2 separate regions of the Homo sapiens genome follow, and region 1 is linked to region 2. A link is an interaction called in ENCODE POLR2A ChIA-PET data of the cell type or tissue named here. Cell type or tissue: K562. All regions are shown on one strand. Links, peaks and the distances in the headings refer to the core of each region. The heading gives the core; the rest is flanking DNA. Region 1 has its middle 6.1 kb from the start of E2F1. Region 2 overlaps RALY (RALY heterogeneous nuclear ribonucleoprotein).

Region 1 (9,300 bases), core at 5,570-8,069, 320 kb after region 2:
GTCACCACAATTTGTGACTTCAGATGGGTTGCTTTCTATGACAAATTTGAGGATCTTTATAAAAATAAATTTTTTTTCCTCCGCTTGTCTCGTTCCAGATTCACAGGGGGAGAGTTTGTCTTAGTTCAGCCTTGAAGGGCATTTGGGGTGAGCAAGTTTTGATTTTCAGCAGAGGGTGCCCTGTAGAGTGGGACCCACTCTCGTGCTGCCCAGATAGAAGACAGAGGGAGATGATGATCATGTAATCCTTTAGATAAAAAATAAAAATGAAATTAATTAAAAAATAAAGAAGACAGAGGGAGAGCTGAGCTCTCTTCTGAGTGTTGTTCTGAGAAAGGGCTTCTGAACGGAGGGGACCTGTTTTCTGTGCTGGGACTCTGTGCTCAAAGCTGCTGCAGATGTCATAATTTAATAAACAAGACAGAAGCCAGGCGGAATGCAAGTGTGGGTCCCAGTGTCTGCGACAGAAACCTCATTCTCATTGCTCTTCTGGCCTCTCCCTCCAGCTTCTCCTTGTGGGCTGGATGTCAGCTGGGAGAAGGATCAGGGCCAGACCACATCAGCTCCTTTAGGACACTCCTTTTTATTTTTATTTATTTATTTTTGAGATGGAGTCTTACTCTGTTGCCAGGCTGGAGTGCAGTGGTGCGATTGAGGCTCATTGCAACCTTCGCCTCCCAGGTTCAAGCGATTCTCCTGCCTCAGCCTCCCAACTAGCTGGGACTACAGGCGTGTGCCACCACGCCCAGCTAATTTTTGTATTTTAAGTAGAGACGGGGTTTCACCATGTTGGCCAGGCTGGTCTTGATTTCTTGACCTCTTGATTCGCTGCCTCAGCCTCCCAAAGTGCTGGGATTACAGGCATGAGCCACCGTGCCCGGCCATGTTCTTTCTTTAACACATTAAATAACAACATCTGGCCAGGCACAGTGGCTCACGCCTGTAATCCCAGCACTTTGGGAGGCTGAGGCAGGTAGATCACCTGAGGTCAGGAGTTCGAGACCAGATTGGCCAACATGGTGAAACCCCATCTCTACTAAAAATACAAAAATTAGCTGGACGTGGTGGCACATGCCTGTAGTCTCAGCTACTCGGGAGGCTGAGGCAGGATAATTGCTTGAATCTGGGAGGTGGAGGTTGCAGTGAGTCAAGATCGCGAAATTGCACCCCAGCCTGGGGACAAGAGCGAGACTTCGTCTCAAAATAAATAAATAAATAAAATAAAAAGATCTAGCATCAGGTTCAAAATGGCCATGATTTCAGAGGTAGGATAGGCATGAGCATATCCCAGGGTACCCACAGCACTGGGAGGGGAGATGGAAACAGCTGTGATTTCTATTGGGGACAAAGTCCCACGTGCTGCCAACAGTCGTCTGGTTTGTTGCCTACATTCAAAATGGAACGAAATGTTCCATTTCAGTTAGAGTCTAGTGAAAATAAAAATGTAATTTTTTTTCTGTCTAAGTTCATGGAACTTGGGGTCCATGGGTCCCAGATTCTGACTCCCTGCTCAAGAGTAGCCTTCCCCGGCCAGGCACGGTGGCTCACGCCTGTAATCCCAGCACTTTGGGAGGCCGAGGCAGGCGGATCACCTGAGGTCAGGAGTTTGAGATCAGCCTGACCAACATGGAGAAACCCCGTCTCTACTAAAAATACAAAATTAGCCGGGTGTGGTGGCACATGCCTGTAATCGCAGCTACCAGGGAGGCTGAGGCAGGAGAATGTTTGAACCTGGTAGGCGGAGGTTGCAGTGAGCTGAGATCGCACCACTGCACTCCAGCCTGGGCAACAAGAGTGAAACTCTGTCTCAAAAAAAAAAAAAAGAGTAGCCTTCCCCACCTGACCACATAGCAGCGGGCATTGTGCCTTTTTTTGGGTTGTTTTTTTTTTTTTTTTTTTTTGAGAAGGGGTCTCATTCTCTTTCCCAGGCTGGAGTGCTGTGGTGTGATCTCAGCTCAGTGCAAACTTTGTCTCCCGCATTCAAGTGATCCTCCTGCCTCAGCCTCCTGTGTAGCTGGGATTACAGGCAAGTGCCACCACGCCCAGCTAATTTTTGTATTTGTAGTACAGACGGGTTTTCACCATGTCGGCCAGACTGGTCTTGAACTGCCGGCCTCAAGTGATCCACCCGCCTTGGCCTCCCAAAGTGCTGGGATTACAGACATGAGCCACCGTGCCCAGCCGCAGCTGGCATGGTTTACCAAGCCCTGAGCACAGGAATCATACAAATACTAGCTAATGTTGGCTGAGTTCTTAGAAAGTGCCAGGTGGTGGTGGAGGCCAGGATTCAGTGACAAAAGAAAGCAGTTCCCACGTGGGGCTCATAGCCTAAGGAGGGAAGACTGACCAATGATGACCACATTCCAGAACTTTGGAGGGTGGGGGGTGCCATGAAGTCATACAGGGCAGTGTGATAGAGGGGGCTTGGGAGGAGAGAATGGGAGGCTGTTTTCCGGGGAAGGCCTCTCTGAGGAGGTGATGTTTGCTCTGAGCCCTGAATACCAAGGGGGGAGCTCTGCAAGCCTGGAGGAAGAGCGTTCCAATCAAGAGTTCTGCAAGTGCACAGGCTTTGAGGAGGGAGCAGGCCAAGGCATTCCAAGGCTGGGAAGGGGCCAGCCTGGCTGACTGAGTGCAGGGGTGGGGCTCACTGGAGATGAAGCCGGAGGCCAGCTGGATCCACCAGGCAGGCTTCATGGGCCAGGGCAAGGGGTCTGGCTTTTTTTCTAAGTGTGGCGGGCAGCCTGTGGCAGGTATAGACGAGAGTGACGTGATGTGGGTTATGTTGGGGGAAGATCCTTCTAGTTCATGTATAGAACAGAGTGTAGGAGCCAGGCCGGTGGCATACATCCCAGTGAGGAAGCCACGTGGTGGTCCTGCAGGGAGACCAGGGTGGGTGACGACAGAGGTAGAGAAGAGTGGGCACATCTGGGGTGCACTTTCGAGAGAGACACAGTGGCCCAGGGCTTTGGAGGGGGTGAGGGAGGGGTGTAGTGAAGGACGCCCATGTTTCCCCTCCTAGGCCTTGCCTCCCAGCTAAGAAACAGACCCTGACCTTCCTTCCCCCGCACCCCACCTCCTCAGCCTCCGCAGTGCCCTCCATGGCCCCTCGGGGGCCTACCTCCTGCCCACTGGGCCCCTGGCATCCCCGGCTTCCCAGCTGGCCCAATTGTTGTTACTCCCCAGGGAGTCATGGGAACACACTCCCCCTGCCCCGCCACCCCCCTTTTCCCAGACAGGGCAAGGCCCTAACAATGTCCCTCAGCCAGCCAGTGGCCTGGACACAATACCCCTGTTTCGGTTTGCTGCCAGCTCCAGGAGGCCTGCTGGGTTTCCTGGCCTGTGTGGCATATATATAACTCTGGCTTCCAGCGGGGATTTTTTTGTTTGTTTGTTTGTTTTTTAAAAAAAGAATCTCTGGCTCCTCCTCTTTGAATATCTTAATATATTATAAAAAGTCTTTCTCTTCCCATCCTGAGCCCTCCCCATATGCCTCCCTGACTGCATTTGCCATGTGCCTGTCAAGCCGGGGACCAAATGCAGGTCAGCAGGTGTCAGTGAGAAAATGACAAAAAGAAAGAAAAGCTGATCACTCCACCATGACCAGCCTCGAATGTGCTGGGGATGCTGAAGGTCATGAGGACAACCTGAGGGCCTGTGACGTGGCGGGCCCTGAGCCTGGCACTTTTTGTACACCACAGCTTGTCACTTCTAAGATGCCATCCAATATGAGATATGCCGTTTTGAGCCCCTAAGAAAAATAGTTACTGACTACAAATGGATATTCCACTGATCCTAGGATGCACCTCAATTTCAGAGAGGTTAAAATATGAAAGAAAAGGTGTCAGAATCAATGGAATATGGTATTATTTCATTTTACACGCTTCGTTGCCCTCCAAACATAGTTTTTTTTTTTTCCTCCTTGTGGCTAATAGAATGTGGGAGGCAGTGCAGGAATTGCTTCATGAAAATTCTGCTATTCTGCAGCCTAACAAGTTTTTCGTTTTTTTCTGTTTTTTTTTTTTTTTTTGAGACAGAGTCTCATTCTGTCACCTAGGCTGGAGTGCAGTGGCGCGATCTCAGCTCACTGCCATCTCCACTTGCTGGGTTCAAGCAACTCTCCTGCTTCAGCCTCCCAAGTAGCTGGGATTACAGGTGTGTGCCACCACAACCAGCTAATTTTTTTATTGTTTTGTTTTTTTATGAGACAGAATTTTGCTCTGTCGCCCAGACTGGAGTGCAATTGGCGTGATCTTGGCTCACTGCAACCTCCTCCTCCCAGGCTCAAGCGATTCTCCTGCCTCAGCCTCCTGAGTAGCTGGGATTACAGGCGTCTGCCACCACGCCCGGCTAATTTTTGTACTTTTAGTAGAGATGGGGTTTCGCCATGTTGGCCAGGCTAGTCTCGAACTCCTGACCTCAGGTGATCCACCCGCCTTGGCCTCCCAAAGTGCTGGGATTACAGGCGTGAGCCATTGCGCCCAGCAAGAAGCATTTCTTCAGAGGAAAAATTGAGAGGGGAGTGTAGGCAAGCCACTTCAGGGAGTCATTCTGCACTCTTCACAACAGCTGACATTCATTGAGCTCTCCCTATGTGCCAGGCATGTTAATAACTCAATGTCCTAACAACTCCATCAGGTAAACACTATGATTATTATCATCACTATTTTACAGATGAAAAAACTGAGCCCCTCAACTGTAAAGGCCTCCTACTCCCACCTTCGCTGTGGCCCTGGTCAGAGGAGGCATAGTCATATGTCCGGTTTCGCCCCACTCCTTGGAAAAGCATGACCCCTCCTGAGAGGCTTGGGTGACGCAGAGAAAGGAAGTTGCCATGGGTGAGGCTTGGAGAGAAGGGAGGTCCCCAGAGCGTGCACTCAGAGAGTGACCAGGGCTGGGGGGAGACTTGAGAATCGACTGAGACCTATGCAGTTACCTTGGACCTCAGACCCTCTGGCCTGAACCCACGGAACATATGGGCCAACTGATGGTGAAGGACTTGGCCAAGGCCACACAGCCAGGCTGCTGGCTGGCACCAAACCCCCTGTCTGCTGTTTGATTACAAATATCTGCCTTTTTTTTTTTTTTTTTGAGATGGAGTCTCACTCTGTCACCCAGGCTGGAGTGCAATGGCTTGATCTTGGCTCACTACAACCTCCACCTCCCCGGTTCAAGTGATTCTCCTGCCTCAGCCTCCCAAGTTGCTGGGATTACAGTCGCCTGCCACCACACCCAGCTAATTTTTGTATTTTTAATAGAGATGGGGTTTCACCATGTTGGTCAGGCTGCTCTCGAACTCCTGACCTCAGGTGATCCACCCACCTCGGCTTCCCAAAGTGCTGGAATTACAGGCGTGAGCCACCGCACCCAGCCACGAATATCCACTTTTCCCTCTCTTCTATGTCCATGTTTTTGTTGTTGTTGTTGTTTGTTTGTTTGTTTTTAGATGGAGTTTCACTCTTGTTGCCCAGACTGGAATGCAATGGTGTAGTCTTGGCTCACTGCAACCTCTGCCTCCCAGGTTCCAGCAATTCTCCTGCCTCAGCCACCTGTGTAGCTGGGATTACAGGTGCCCACCACCACGCCCAGCTAATTTTTGTATTTTTAGTAGAGACGGGGTTTCACCATGTTGGCCAGGCTGGTCTCGAACTCCTGACCTCAGATGATCCACCTGCCTCGGCCTCCCAAAGTGCTGGAATTACAGGCATGGGCCACGACACCCGGCCTGTCCATATGTTATCTTTGGTTACTTGCAAGGCAGAGAAGCTGTGCTGGTACCAGTCAGTTCCTTGGCGGTAATAAGACTAACAGCAGCTCACATTTTTTGGGTGCTCACTCTGTGCCAGGCACTGTACATGAGGGGTGGCTGTTCATCCCTGGAATGGCAGGGCAAGAACTGAGTGAGGCATGCCAGGGAAGGACTCTGGTGGCCTGGAGGGTAAGGCCCTCGCTAGCTGGGGGACAACAACTGTTTAGCACCGTGATGGCCTGGCCAGTATAGCCAGATACTGCTGTTTGAAAAGAAAGCCAGAGGCCAAGCGTGGTGGCTCACGCCTGTAATCCCAGCACTTTGGGAGGCCGAGGCGGGTGGATCATCTGAGGTCAGGAGTTCCAGACCAGCCTGGCCAACATGGTGAAACCCCGTCTCTACTAAAAATACAAAAATTAGCCTGGTATGGTGGCACACACCTGTAATCCCAGCTACTTGGGAGGCTGAAGCAGGAGAATTGCCAGAACCTGGGAGACGGAGGTTGCAGTGAGCTGAGATCACGCCACGGCACTTCAGCCTGGGTGACAGGGAGACTCCCATTTCAAAAGAAAAAAAAAAAGAGGCCAGGCACGGTGGCTTACGCTTATAATCCCAGCACTTTGGGAACCCGAGGCGGGCGGATCACCTGAGGTCAGGAGTTCGAGAACAGCCTGACCAACATGGAGAAACCCCGTCTTTACTAAAGATACAAAATTAGCCGGGCTTGGTGGCAGGCGCCTGTAATCCCAGCTACTGGGGAGGCTGAGGCAGGAGAATCACTTGAACCCGGGAGGCGGAGGTTGTGGTGAGCCGAGATCACACCACTGCACTCCAGCCTGGGCAACAATAGTGAAACTCCGTCTCAAAAAAAAAAAAGAAAAGAGAAAGAAAAGCCAGACATGTTAATTTTTATATGGTATTTTCCAATTTCCTCAAATCTTAAAACAAATTCATAATTCAAGAAAAATCTTCTATGGGCAAATTGAGTTATATCTGGGGGCCAGTTTGCAAACTCTGCTTGTTTTGTTTTCTTAAACTTTGACACGCATCGTGTAAAGAAGCTGTTATCTGTTGTTCTGCAGATGAGGCAAGCAAAGCTCTTCAAGAGGGTGAATCACTTCCCCAAGATCACAGAGGCGGGAAGCCACAGGGTTGGGGGCCACCCGACTCCAAAGGCTTGTTTCTATGTTAGACTGCCTTTTGGATGGGCAAGAGGTCTGTTCAGATATAGCCAGAACTGGCACAGTGACAGAATATCTCCAGGGACAGTAAACTGTCAGTCAGGGTAGCATTGAGGGATTGTTGCAGATGCAAAACTCCCCACCTCCCTCTGCCACAACTCAACAATGGACATCTCTGTGCCCTTCATAAAATTAAGTCATCACAGAATCTTTTCTCCCAATTATGCATTCCTTATCATGACTGGATATTCATGTTTGGTGAATTTTTGTTTTTTTGTAAGCTAAGAATGTATGCTTAGGGGAGGTGCTGTTTGTGGAATAAATAGGTTTAAATTATTTGTGTCACTTGTCAAACTTCTTAACAAGCATACTGTGCAGTGACAGAGAAATAATTCCTAACTTTCCCACTGGACTGTGAGTTCCAGGGGTCTGTTTTACTTATAACTGTGTCCCCAGCACCTAGCACAATGTCTGACACATAATAGGTGCTCAGTAAATATCTGTGGATTGAATGAAGTGAATTGACTTGTCCAAGGTCATGTTGACCAAGATTTCTGATTACACCCACCTGATTTAGAAGCCCATGCTATCACCTCTACACCACTCTGCTTCTTGGAAAGAACCAAGGGAAAGAGGTCTCCAGGCACAGGATTGTGGGCCCAACAGATTGCATCCCCTCGAACTCCTCTAGTTTGGTTGGTGAAGGTGGTGATGGAAATAAGCACCTATGAACCAAGCCACTATCCACCATAATACCCTTTAGAAACTACACTTTATAATCTTGACAGCCCTGAGCCTGGCTTTTGGGGTATTTACAGAGGGTGGCAAGGGCAGGTCCTGGGTTTTGCAGTGGGACAAGTGAAGTTCTCATCTCAGTTCTGCTGTGTGACCTTGAGCTATGAATGCCCCTCTCTGAGCCTCTTCCTTCCTGCACCATGTGGATAAACAAGCTTACTTACGGGATTATGGGGTTGAAAGGAGATCATCAATGGAAGTGGCTGCCCAGTGACTGTGGATTTTTTGGAAACTGTTTTTTGAAAACTGTTGACATTGAGAACAGCCTTATCAGGAGCTGCCAGGCTTAGGGCCAAGGGGCCTCATCTATCAGGCTTTTCTGCTTTCAAGTAGGTATTAATAGGTACAGAAGGCCCTTATCTCTTCCTCAGTTTCATGCTAGGAATGCTGGTCTTCACTCCTTTCTGCTTCAGCAGGACCTGAAGGATTGTGGGACGGAGGGCGCCTACTTCTACCTGGATGTGTACTTGAATACTCTGGGGCGGGCAGGACTTTGGAAAACCCCCAACCTCAGCCTCACCAAGCCTGAAAAATAACCTTTTCATCTACTTGGTAAACTCAGGCCCTTTTGGCCTCAAATTTCCTCATCATAAAATGGAGCAATAATAATAGACATCTCTCTTTGCCAGCCACCACAGTTAAACCAGCACAGTGCTTGGTATATAATAGGTGCTTAATAAGTGTTTGTTGAATGACTTGGGTTTGAGAGGGCTTCACACAAATGAATGTTAGTGTTACTGGGACCCTGTGGGAAGGTGCAGGGAAAGGACACTCTTTCCATCTGGAATGGGAATGTGCTGGTTTCTCTTGCTCTCTGCCAGCACCTGCGTTGGTTGTTTAGAATGGGACCTACCCCTCAGCTTCTTTATGGAGAGGGGATGGGGAAGGGGGACAGGCAGACCTCAGGGCTGGGAATGCAGTGTAGGCCCAATTTGGTCACTGGTTGGCTTCACAGTTACTTTCTCCTGAAAGGGCCTCAGTTTTCCTATCCATACAGCAAGAGGCTTATGTGGTCTCTGTGGTCCCTTCTAGCTATGATACATTCTAGGATTTGCAATGAGTAATTTCAGAAACTACTCATTGGAGGGGAAAACAACTCCTGATTTCCTAAACCACCTCATAGTTTGTAAAACACTTTCCAATTCCTTATGCTTTTCATTCTCCTGGCAACCCTGGAAGGGGCCAGGGCAAGGTCTGTGTGCCCATTTGAAACTAAGGGTGAGAAGCATCCTCAGGAGCTGTGATTTGAGGCTGCACCACTCATTTTGATTATGCTGGTACACCAGTTTGCTTTCAAATGTGAGTATGCATAAAAATAACCTGGAAGCTTGGTGAGGTGGCAGTCACCTGGAGTACCAGCTATGCTGGAGGCTGAGGCGGGAGGATCTCTTGAGCCCAGGGGTTTGAGACTACCCTGGGCAACATAGTGAGACCTCGTCTATATAAAATAAATAGGAAAAAAAAAATAAGATACTGGCTTTTCTAATTCCCTAAGTGTCAAAAAAAAAAAAAGAAAAAGAATAACAAATATCACCTGGAAAGGGGACATGGCATTGTTAAAATGCAGATTCTTGGGCA
Region 2 (9,300 bases), core at 4,456-6,955:
TACGATGTACCTAGCATCACATTAGGTAAGAGTTTATAAAGGTGAGGAAAACACATCAAATAGGGATACAAGTTAACCATTTCCCCGTTTGTTCAGGGTAGCCCTGCCTGCTGGTCCCCAGGGGAGGTGGGCTACACCAGCAGAACTGTTGTATTGACAAGTGTAACCAGATCCATTTCACGGTAATCATTCTCCCTACCTAGGAGCACTGCTCCAGCCTCCTCCCAGGCTCCCCAGGCCTGGCTACAGGCCCATATTGATCCATTTCTAATTAGGAGCTGTGTCAGTGCTTCTGGCAGAAGGTCAGGGCCTGGGCTGCCTCGCTGGCCTCTGGCCAAATGCCCTAAAATGCCCCGCCCCAGGCAGACCCAGAGAACGGACACTATGAGGTAGAAAAAGATCCCAGACTAAACTCATCATAAAGCAGCATGAAATTTTAGAACTGAAAGGGTCCTTTATGAGTATAGGTTTTTAATATTTCAGTGGAGAAAGCTGATGTCCAGAAAAGAAACTTGTCCAAGGTGGTATCAGAAGATAATGCATATCTTTTTACTTCTAGTTCTTTCTCTAGATAAGTGTTTCCCAACCTGGCTACACAACAGAAGGACTCAAGGAATTCATTAAAAACATCAGTTTCTATGCCTGACCCCAGAGATTCTGATTTGGAACACATGCAGTAGCTTTGGCTTTCTTGTGCTAAGTATGGGGATCACCTTCCAATAGCAGTGAACTCAGGTTCAAACTCACCTTGGGTCATAAACAGTAACATTCAGAGGTAGCCCACTATTGTCTGATCCAGTCCTCCCCTACCCCCATCATTATACTAGCGGCCTGAATCCAAAGGATCTATCATAAATGGTTCCAACTTCCTAACAGTCTGCTAGCTTGGCTGTCAGCAAAGAACATTTCCTTTCAAAACTAGTCTGAAACTAAAATGTCTGTTATGAAGATACAGAAACCTAAGGGGTGGTGGTGACAGCACCTGGGTATAAAGAAATGTGGAGGATGCTGTGGTACTCGGTGTGTGGCATCTGGCACGGGCAGAGATTATGTGGGCATGTGTGGAGGGGAGGACTTGTGCGCAGATGTAAGGGAGTGAACAGTGTGGTGTCTGAGTTAGGCTTGCAGATACTTTGGTAGCACACACAATTCTGGGTATCTGGGTAGAAGACAGTGGGACAGGGGTGTAAGAGGGTAAATGTGTGCACATACGGGAGGAGGAGGAATAGATGGCTTGAAAGTGTAAGGGAGATACTTTGTGTATAGAAGAGAGGACATACATGCACATCAATTGTGTGTGTGTGTGTGTGTGCACATGTTGCAAAGCATTGAGCCTGTAGGGATGGGGAAAAGTAGGTGTCTGCCTCTGTGTGGCCTATACACCTGTATGCATGAGAAAACAGATCCATGAACATTCCTGACTCATCTAGCCCTGGCTTTGCCTGAAGGCTCCTACCACTCAAGGGCAAACCTATCTGCAGAAATTTCTCATTAAAATTGACATTTTGACAACTACGAAAAATAAAATGATAATGACACCCCCAGCACTGTGGGAGGTTAAAAAAAAAAAAGTCTATGCCAATAAAACACAAGAGACAGATGAGAAGCAATTATGCCTCAATTACTTCTCAGCTTCACAAGGGGAGGTGTTATTTGGAGTTAAACATTGTATGGCTGATTCACATCTCCACCCAAAGACTTGGATTTCTTGGGTTACCTAGGAAAAGTGCAAAAAAGAAGTAGGTAGAGAAAGGTAAATAAAGTTTTTTGCTTTTTTGTTTTTTTATGAAGGACTGGAGAAAGGGGGAGATTTAAAAAAAAAGGGGGAAATATTGAGAAGAAACAAAAAATAAAAGGCAAAAAGGACAAAAGAGGTAGGAAGAAGGGAAGGAAAGAATAGGAAGAAAAGTAAATATCCTTTAGGCTGGCCCACAGAGATTTAGCACACATTTGGCAGAAATTCTGAATAAGGGGGACAGGTGGATTAGTAGGTAGGGCCTGGCTTCCGTACTTCCTCATTACTTTTACTCCTACCATTCCTTCCATCTAGAATGTTCTTCCCACCATCTCTGCCAACTGAACTCCTGAATCTTTAAGGACAAGCTCAAATGCTACCAGCTTCTAGAAGCTTCCAAGATTTCTTCCAGTTAGTTCTCTCTCAAGAATTCCAGTAAATTTCCAGAGCACTTTGTCACATTTCTTTTTTTGACTTTGAAAAAATCTGATTTTATTTTCTGAATCATAAAGAAGTATTTCATGTTAAATTTAGACTGTTTAGCTTTCCACTGATATCTCAAGATACTTTCCAGATATTAACAGTACTCAGAACTGTGTAAAGGTTAACAACCAATACCATGTTTTAAAGAAAAAAGTTTAAATGTAAGACTAATGTCTTGGGGACATTACTAAATGTATTTCTAAGAAACCCTTCTCAAAGGTCAAAGTATTGGCAATTCTAATTTTAAAATTTTTAATTTTTAATTATTGGAAATTTAAGTAACAATAGTTTCAAGAGCTAAGAATCAGACTGCTTTTTAAAACAGAATTTTTTTTCCCTGAGGGATTCATACTTGACAACAACTCCAGTTAAACATAATACTCCACCCAAATCCCAAATTTAAATGCATTATTTCACCTTGGAATAGTAAAATTATAAAATGGAATTTCTAAATTATAATACATATACATAATCCACCACTTTAACTGTCACGTTTACCCGCAGAATTATGAAATCAAAAACAAACTCTACATTCAAGAGACAAATGATAAATGCTCTTTCATTGTTTTAAGCATCCATTCCATTCTTTGTTGTTTTCTACTCCCATATTTTAAAATTATGACCAAAGGACCAAAGGCCAAGTCAATCCCATTTCCCTGAATCCAACTGCCAGTAGGTACTGGCCCTACATACGCGTCCTTTAACAAGCCCCGTTCTCAAAAGGCTGGGGGTATTTATATAAGAACTTATTCCAAAGTGACTCTAAGATCCACGTTCCCAAGATCTAGTACGGGCTACTCATGTGTTCTGAGGCATGTCCAGCATGCACGCAAACTTAATCTGTTCAAATTGAGGTAAAACAGACAAAAAACACTTAATATTAACAGAAGCTACATAATTAAAACTAACCTTTTGCTGCTTATTTAAGCTAATTATGTATTCTTGCAAAACAGAGACCCTCAAGTCAATAATTTTTTATTTTAGTCACCCCCAAATTAAGCCTCTTCTTTAAAGCGCACTGTCATATTTCATCTGTAGCACTCAACACCAAACTATACTATAAGTATCAATGCATACACATTTCCATCATTCATTTTGTAAGTACTATTTGTGCCAAGCCTATTTCAGAGACACAAGGGAAATAGAGATAAGTAGCACACTATCCCCTGGCCTATACTGTCTCGATCCAATGAATGAGAGAGGATTTGGGTGTGACACAGCACTAGAGTACAACTACAGCAGTCCTAGAAGTCAAAGGGCCTGCTATAAATCCTGTATTTTATTTGATCAAAATTAATTCTGCTTCTGTAGTGATCAGGGAAAGCTTCCCTGAGGAAGTGGCATTGGAATTGATATGAAAGATAAACAGGAGTCTGTCAGGTAAAGGGGATAAGAAGATAAGGGGATTTCTACTTAGGGGAAATACAGATGCTGCTCAATTTACAACAGGGTTACATCCCAATAAGCCCCTTGTAAGCTGAAAATACTGTAAGTCGAAATGCCTTTTTTTTTTTTTTTTTTTTTTTGAGACAAGGTCTCGTTCTGATGCCTAAGCTGGAGTATAGTAACACAATCAAGGCTTACTACAGCCTCAACCTCCTAGGCTCAAGCGATCTTCCCACCCCAGCCTCCCAAGTAGCTGCTGAGACTACAGGAATGCCCCATTATGCGAGCTAGTTTTTTTTTTTATTTTGTTTGTTTGTTTGTTTTAAAAAAGAGATGAAGTCTATGTTGCCCAGGCTGGGAAAATGCATTTAATACACCTAACTTACCAAACACCCTAGTTTAGTTTAGCCTACCTTGAATATGCGCAGAACATTAACACTAGCCTTCAGGTGAGCAAAATCAACTAACACAAAGCCTATTTTATAATACAGTGTTGAATATCTCACATAATTTATTGAATACTTTACTGAAAGTGAAAACAGACTAGCTGTATGAGTAGTCCAAGTACCGTTTCTACTGAATGCATATCACTTTTGTAACCAACATAAAGTCAAAAAATCAGTAAGTCAAACTGTAAACCAGGGACTATCTGTAGTCAAAACAAAGTCATGATACAGCCTGGCACATCCAGGGAACCTTCTACTGGGCAGAAACACAGGGAAACAGTGGGTATTAAGCACTATGCTGCTGACAAAAGGCAGCAAAGTGATATGGCACCAGACTGCATGAGCCTTGCGGCCAAGGCCAGAGTTTAGATTTTATCCTTTATGACTTGGGGTGGGAATGGAGAAGAAGAGGGGACAGTTTCAAGATGTCTAGTCTCCCTATTTTAGATGCCCTACTTTTTACTGCAAGTCCCCTTTAAAAACACAGAAAACAGGTTCAATCCCAAGCTCTGCGCACTGCAGTAGCATTACAAGAATTTCTCAAGAAGGGCAACAGTGAGGAAAAAAACAAAGGATGGCGGGTGGGGGAGGATGCAGAAGAAAGGGTAAGTAGGGCTCAAAAAGAAAGGAGGCGGAGGAAAGGAAAAAGAAGAGAAAGAGAAGAGGCAAGCAAGGCACAACGAGGGATAGATCTATCTCGGCCCTGAGGCTTCTTTTTGCTGAGCTGTCTTCTACATCTTTCTAGGCAAAAAAAATAAAATAAGGTCAATCTGATGCTAGTGACAGAAATAGACCCTTTGCACCAAGAAGAGGCTCAGCACATTACCACCTGCCACGGCAACCTTCCGCCACCTCATGATGATAGGGCTGCACCAAGAAGCCTTAGCCCAGCTCTCCCAACCACCTCAGGCTATGGCAGAAGCCACTGCCCCATGGCCCAAGAGTGTGTGAGGCAGGAAAACCAAACAAAGGTCAGGAGTTTGAAGCGGGGCCTGCCCAGGACCCATAGCTGCTTCTTTTCTTTTTCTTTTTTTTTTTTTTTGAGACAGGGTCTCACTCTGTCGCCCAGGCTGAAGTGCAGTGGCGCAAGCTCGGCTTACTGCAGCCTCCGCCTCCTGGGTTCAAACGATTCTCATGCCTAAGCCTCCCAAGTAGCTGGGACTACAGGCGTGCGCCACTACACCCGGCTAATTTTTATATTTTTGGTAGAGATGGGGTTTCATCATGTTGGCCAGGCTAGTCTTGAACTCCTGACCTCAAGCGATCTGCCTGCCTTGGCCTCCCAAAGTGCTGGGATTACAGGCATGAACCACCGTGTCTGGCCCCATGGCTGCTTCTTAAGGGTCCTACAAGAAAGCTCTGGTTTCTTCTCTGGACCTTAGTTTCATCTGCAAAACAAGGGGAGTCAACGAGAAGGGATATGGTAGCCTGTGAGTTATAGAAGCTGTTTCCTACAGAGGATGTTTAATGTGGGAATTTGTTCTAATCAAGTCTCTAGCTTTATTCTTTCCACTCCTGCTTATGGTTAGTTTCAAATCTGAAGGAGCCAGACTCAGAATAGGAGATATCCCTGACACCACCACCTATCTTGGCCCCATCCAAAGTCTAGTTACTGCTCAGACCTGTATTTTATCTCATAGGTCACAAGCAGATGTTTAGGCCCAAGGATATGTTTTTGTCTGATATGTAAAAATTTACTTAAAAACCTCTGAGTTAACTGCCAACATTCAAAATCAGATCTCACTTTTAAAAAAATTAGATTTCTAGCTGCTCTTAAAAATGTCAGAGGTCTGGCGATGCCAGACCCACCCTGGGGTAGAAGTCAAAGGGCCTGCTATAATCCTGTAACTTATTTGATGCTTTCTCACTTTATCTCAAGAATTCATGCTAATTTATCATTCATTCCATAAAAATATTTAAAGTTAAAAGCAAACTTTAAATTACCAGTTATAATATTTAATCCAACTCTGAAAAAATAAGTATACTGACACTTCAGGAAGATGTATGTTTTATCCTGTGATTTCATGTATCATCTACTATGCAGCCATGTGTTCCAGTTTGAGAACCCCCCCCCCACCCAGTTTATTCATTCACTCAAAAAATACTTAGATCCTATGCCAGGCTCTGGGAAAACACTCATCAACAAGACAGACATGGTTTCCGCCTTCATAGAGCTCACAGTTCAGCCGAGATATAATGAAAAAAGTCATGCAGAATAGGAGGCACAGAGAGATACTAAGCTGAGGATCCAGAGTTTATTCCACAAACACAGCAATCCCTTAGGCAAGTTGCTTAACCTCTCCAGACCTATAAGAGGAAGAGGTTTAATCAGGCAGTTGCTGCTGAAAGGTCCTTTCAGCTAAAAATTCTACTTAGCATCACAAGAACTTAGCTTACTACGCTTTTTGAGTTCCTAACACTTACTAGCTTCCTCTCTTTATCTGGAAAATCAGGATCAGTTGTCATGGAAATTACCACAGTACTCCACATACTGGATGATGTTTCAGTAATCACAAGAAGTCAAAGGGAACCAGCAGGTGACTTTCTGGGTGATTCTTTTGCCTACTTTCAGGCCTGGTGCAGTGGCTCAGGCCTGTAATCCCAGCACTTTGGGAGGCCAAGGCGGGAGGATGGCTTGAGCCCAGGAGTTCAAGACCCCAGCCTAGTTTGTAAAAGAGCAAGACCCTATCCCTACAAAATAAAAAAATAAAAACAACAGGACATGGTGGTGCGTGCCTGTAGTCCCAGCTACTCAGGAGACTGAGGTGGGAGAACCACCTGAGCCCGGGAGGTAGAGGGTGCAGTGAGCTGAGATTACGCCACTGCATTCCAGTTTGGGCAACAGAGTGCCACTGGAAGAAAAAAAGACCAGGTACCAACTCATAAGTAAAACGGTTTTGATTCTGAATTAATGTCCATGGTTTCCTTCATGACACATCAGACTCACTTCCACTCTACCTTACAAATATATAATAGGGATTGCAAAAAATGCCAACTTGACAAGGACATGATCCACTGAGCCTTGACTAGTTTGCTGTCCATATGAAGTCCTAAGATAGGCCGAGACAGATTTATCAGCCAATAAGGGCACCAAAAGTTCCCAGTAAAATGAAGATAATTCACTTAGTCGCAGGGGATTCACCAGCACCTTAACTAGGTAAAGTCTCTTCAATATTAGAGTTCCTTCTAGAGCTGGGCTGGACCTTGGTGGCAAGCAGGTAGCAAAAATGAATTGACCAAGTGTTTCCCAAAAAAAGTGCTATACTCTGGTGATAAACGGCAACTGACACTGGGCTTGAGTATCAAAGAAACAACAGGAAATGGTGTGGCTTTGACAAACTTGAGAACAAATATGCTGTCTAAAGAAGCCAGTCAATAAGGAAGCAGAATGTGGAAAAAAGTAGAGAAATGAAGAACATGAAGTTGTAAACTCAAAGCTTCTGCCAAATTTGGCCGAAGCTCCAAAGAGTTGCCCAAAGATCCAAGCCATGTCTCTTTGCTTCAGTTTACAAGCTTCTAAAGCATGGACTAGCCAGTGTACAAGGAGTCACAATATAACAACCCTGGTAGAGGCTGGGGCGTGGTGGCTCACACCTATAATCCTGGCACTTTGGGAGGCTGAAGCGGGCAGATCACAAGGTCAGGAGTTCGAGATCAGCCTGGCCAAATTGGTGAAACTCTGTCTCTACTAAAAATACAAAATTAGCCAGGCATGGTGGCGCGCACCTGTAGTCCCAGCTAGTTGGGAGACTGAGACAGGAGAATTACTTGAACCCGGGAGGCAGAGGTTGCAGTGAGCTGAGATCATGCCACTGACTCCAGCTTGGGTGACAGAGCGAGACTCCGTCTCAAAAACAAAACAAAACAAAAAAAAACCACACACACACCAAAACAAAACAAAACAAATCCCTGGTAGAGGACTCAAGGAGAAGACAGGCCTACCCCCACTCTTATAAATGGAAAAATTGCTCATGGTCAGCGTCAGGCTCTAGCCTCTGCTACTTTCTCAAAAATCTTCCTCCTTTTTCATGAGAAACCAGTCACCTTCATAGCCCCATGCCAGGACCTCTCATCTCACACATACATACTATCTCCACTGAAAGGCAGTCCTAATCTCCCCAGGCTTTTATTCCACTCAAAATAAAAATAGAGGCTAGGTGCAATGGCTCACACATAATCCCAACACTTTCGGAGGCCAAGGTAGCAGAACTGCTTGAGCCAGGAGTGTGAGACCAGCCTGGGTAACAAAGTAATAACTCATCTCTACAAAAAAATTTAAAAAACACTTGGGTGTAGTGGCATGTCTCTGTCATTCCAGCTACTCAGGAGACTGAGGCGTGAGGATAGCTTAAGCCTAAGAGTTTGAGGCTGCAGTGAGCTATGATTGTGCCACTGCACTCCAGCCTGGGTAACAGAGCAAGACCCTGTCTCAATTTAAAAAACAATGACACCACTACTGCAGGCCAAACAAAATATGTACACAGGCCAGATACAGCCCAAGGGGCTACCAGTATGTGACCTCTGATCTAGAGGATAAGACTGAACAGATCTGGAACAGAAAGGATTTAAGAGTGCCCCAAGGACTTCCCAATGAGGATGAAAGTTCAGCAGCTTGGTTCCCCTAAATGGAATACCTTTAAAATTCTGCTCCCTGAACATCACAACTAAAAGTTCCTTGTCTTTGCAAAAGAGCAAAATTACCCCCATTACAGTCAGATGCCGTTGGGAGTGAACAGTACAACGCTAAATATATGTTCTCCCCTGATGCAGGATGGCATTCCCCATGCTTCATTCCATCATTATTCTATGTTCCCCAGATTCCTTCAGCATCTCCATAAAAGCAATAACACCTTTGCCAAACACAAGAGAAAAAAAAGAGTAGCTGCCCTTGAAATAGTAACTCAATCCAAAGAAAAGTTTATTGCTGGAAGAACTTTTATTTACCAAAACTTCCATACTAGACTTACAGCAGGGAGAATACAACAAAAATGGTTTGTAGGAAAAGGTACCAGGCAACAGTGAATAGCATGGCACAGAAAACAGCAAGACAGGATGACAGGGAGGCAGGAAACTCTTAAGGGAGATTAAGGATCCCATAGTCCCACAATGACCTTGTCTGAAATAGCATATGGTCTTGCAGTCCCTGATTGACTATATGCTCCTTGAAGACAGTCTTACTCATATGGGTATTATCCACACCATCTAGTACCACACCATAACATGGTAGGCACTCAAATGGTCACAAAGAAG

The links. ChIA-PET counts read pairs that join two places held together with the same protein. Peaks named below come from ENCODE experiments on the same cell type or tissue, not always from the same donor. Only the 100,000 strongest peaks of a DNase experiment are listed, where the experiment ranks them.
Region 1: POLR2A ChIA-PET joins it to region 2 with 5 read pairs; 1 of 35 experiments calls an interaction of 5 or more read pairs at or near these places.

The regions. Positions count from the first base shown.
Region 1 is chr20:33,687,812-33,697,111 of GRCh38, reverse strand. No RefSeq gene overlaps it. Among named protein-coding and RNA genes, the nearest start is that of E2F1, 6.1 kb to the right of the region's middle. In K562, for the core only: no CTCF peak of the experiment used is centred there; DNase peaks (open chromatin) are centred at 6,891 and 7,981.
Region 2 is chr20:34,007,858-34,017,157 of GRCh38, reverse strand. All of the region lies in intron 1 of RALY (RALY heterogeneous nuclear ribonucleoprotein), which reads right to left. Among named protein-coding and RNA genes, the nearest start is that of RALY-AS1, 18 kb to the right of the region's middle. RefSeq lists a silencer at 6,401-6,695 and an enhancer at 6,147-6,824. In K562, for the core only: no CTCF peak of the experiment used is centred there; a DNase peak (open chromatin) is centred at 5,657.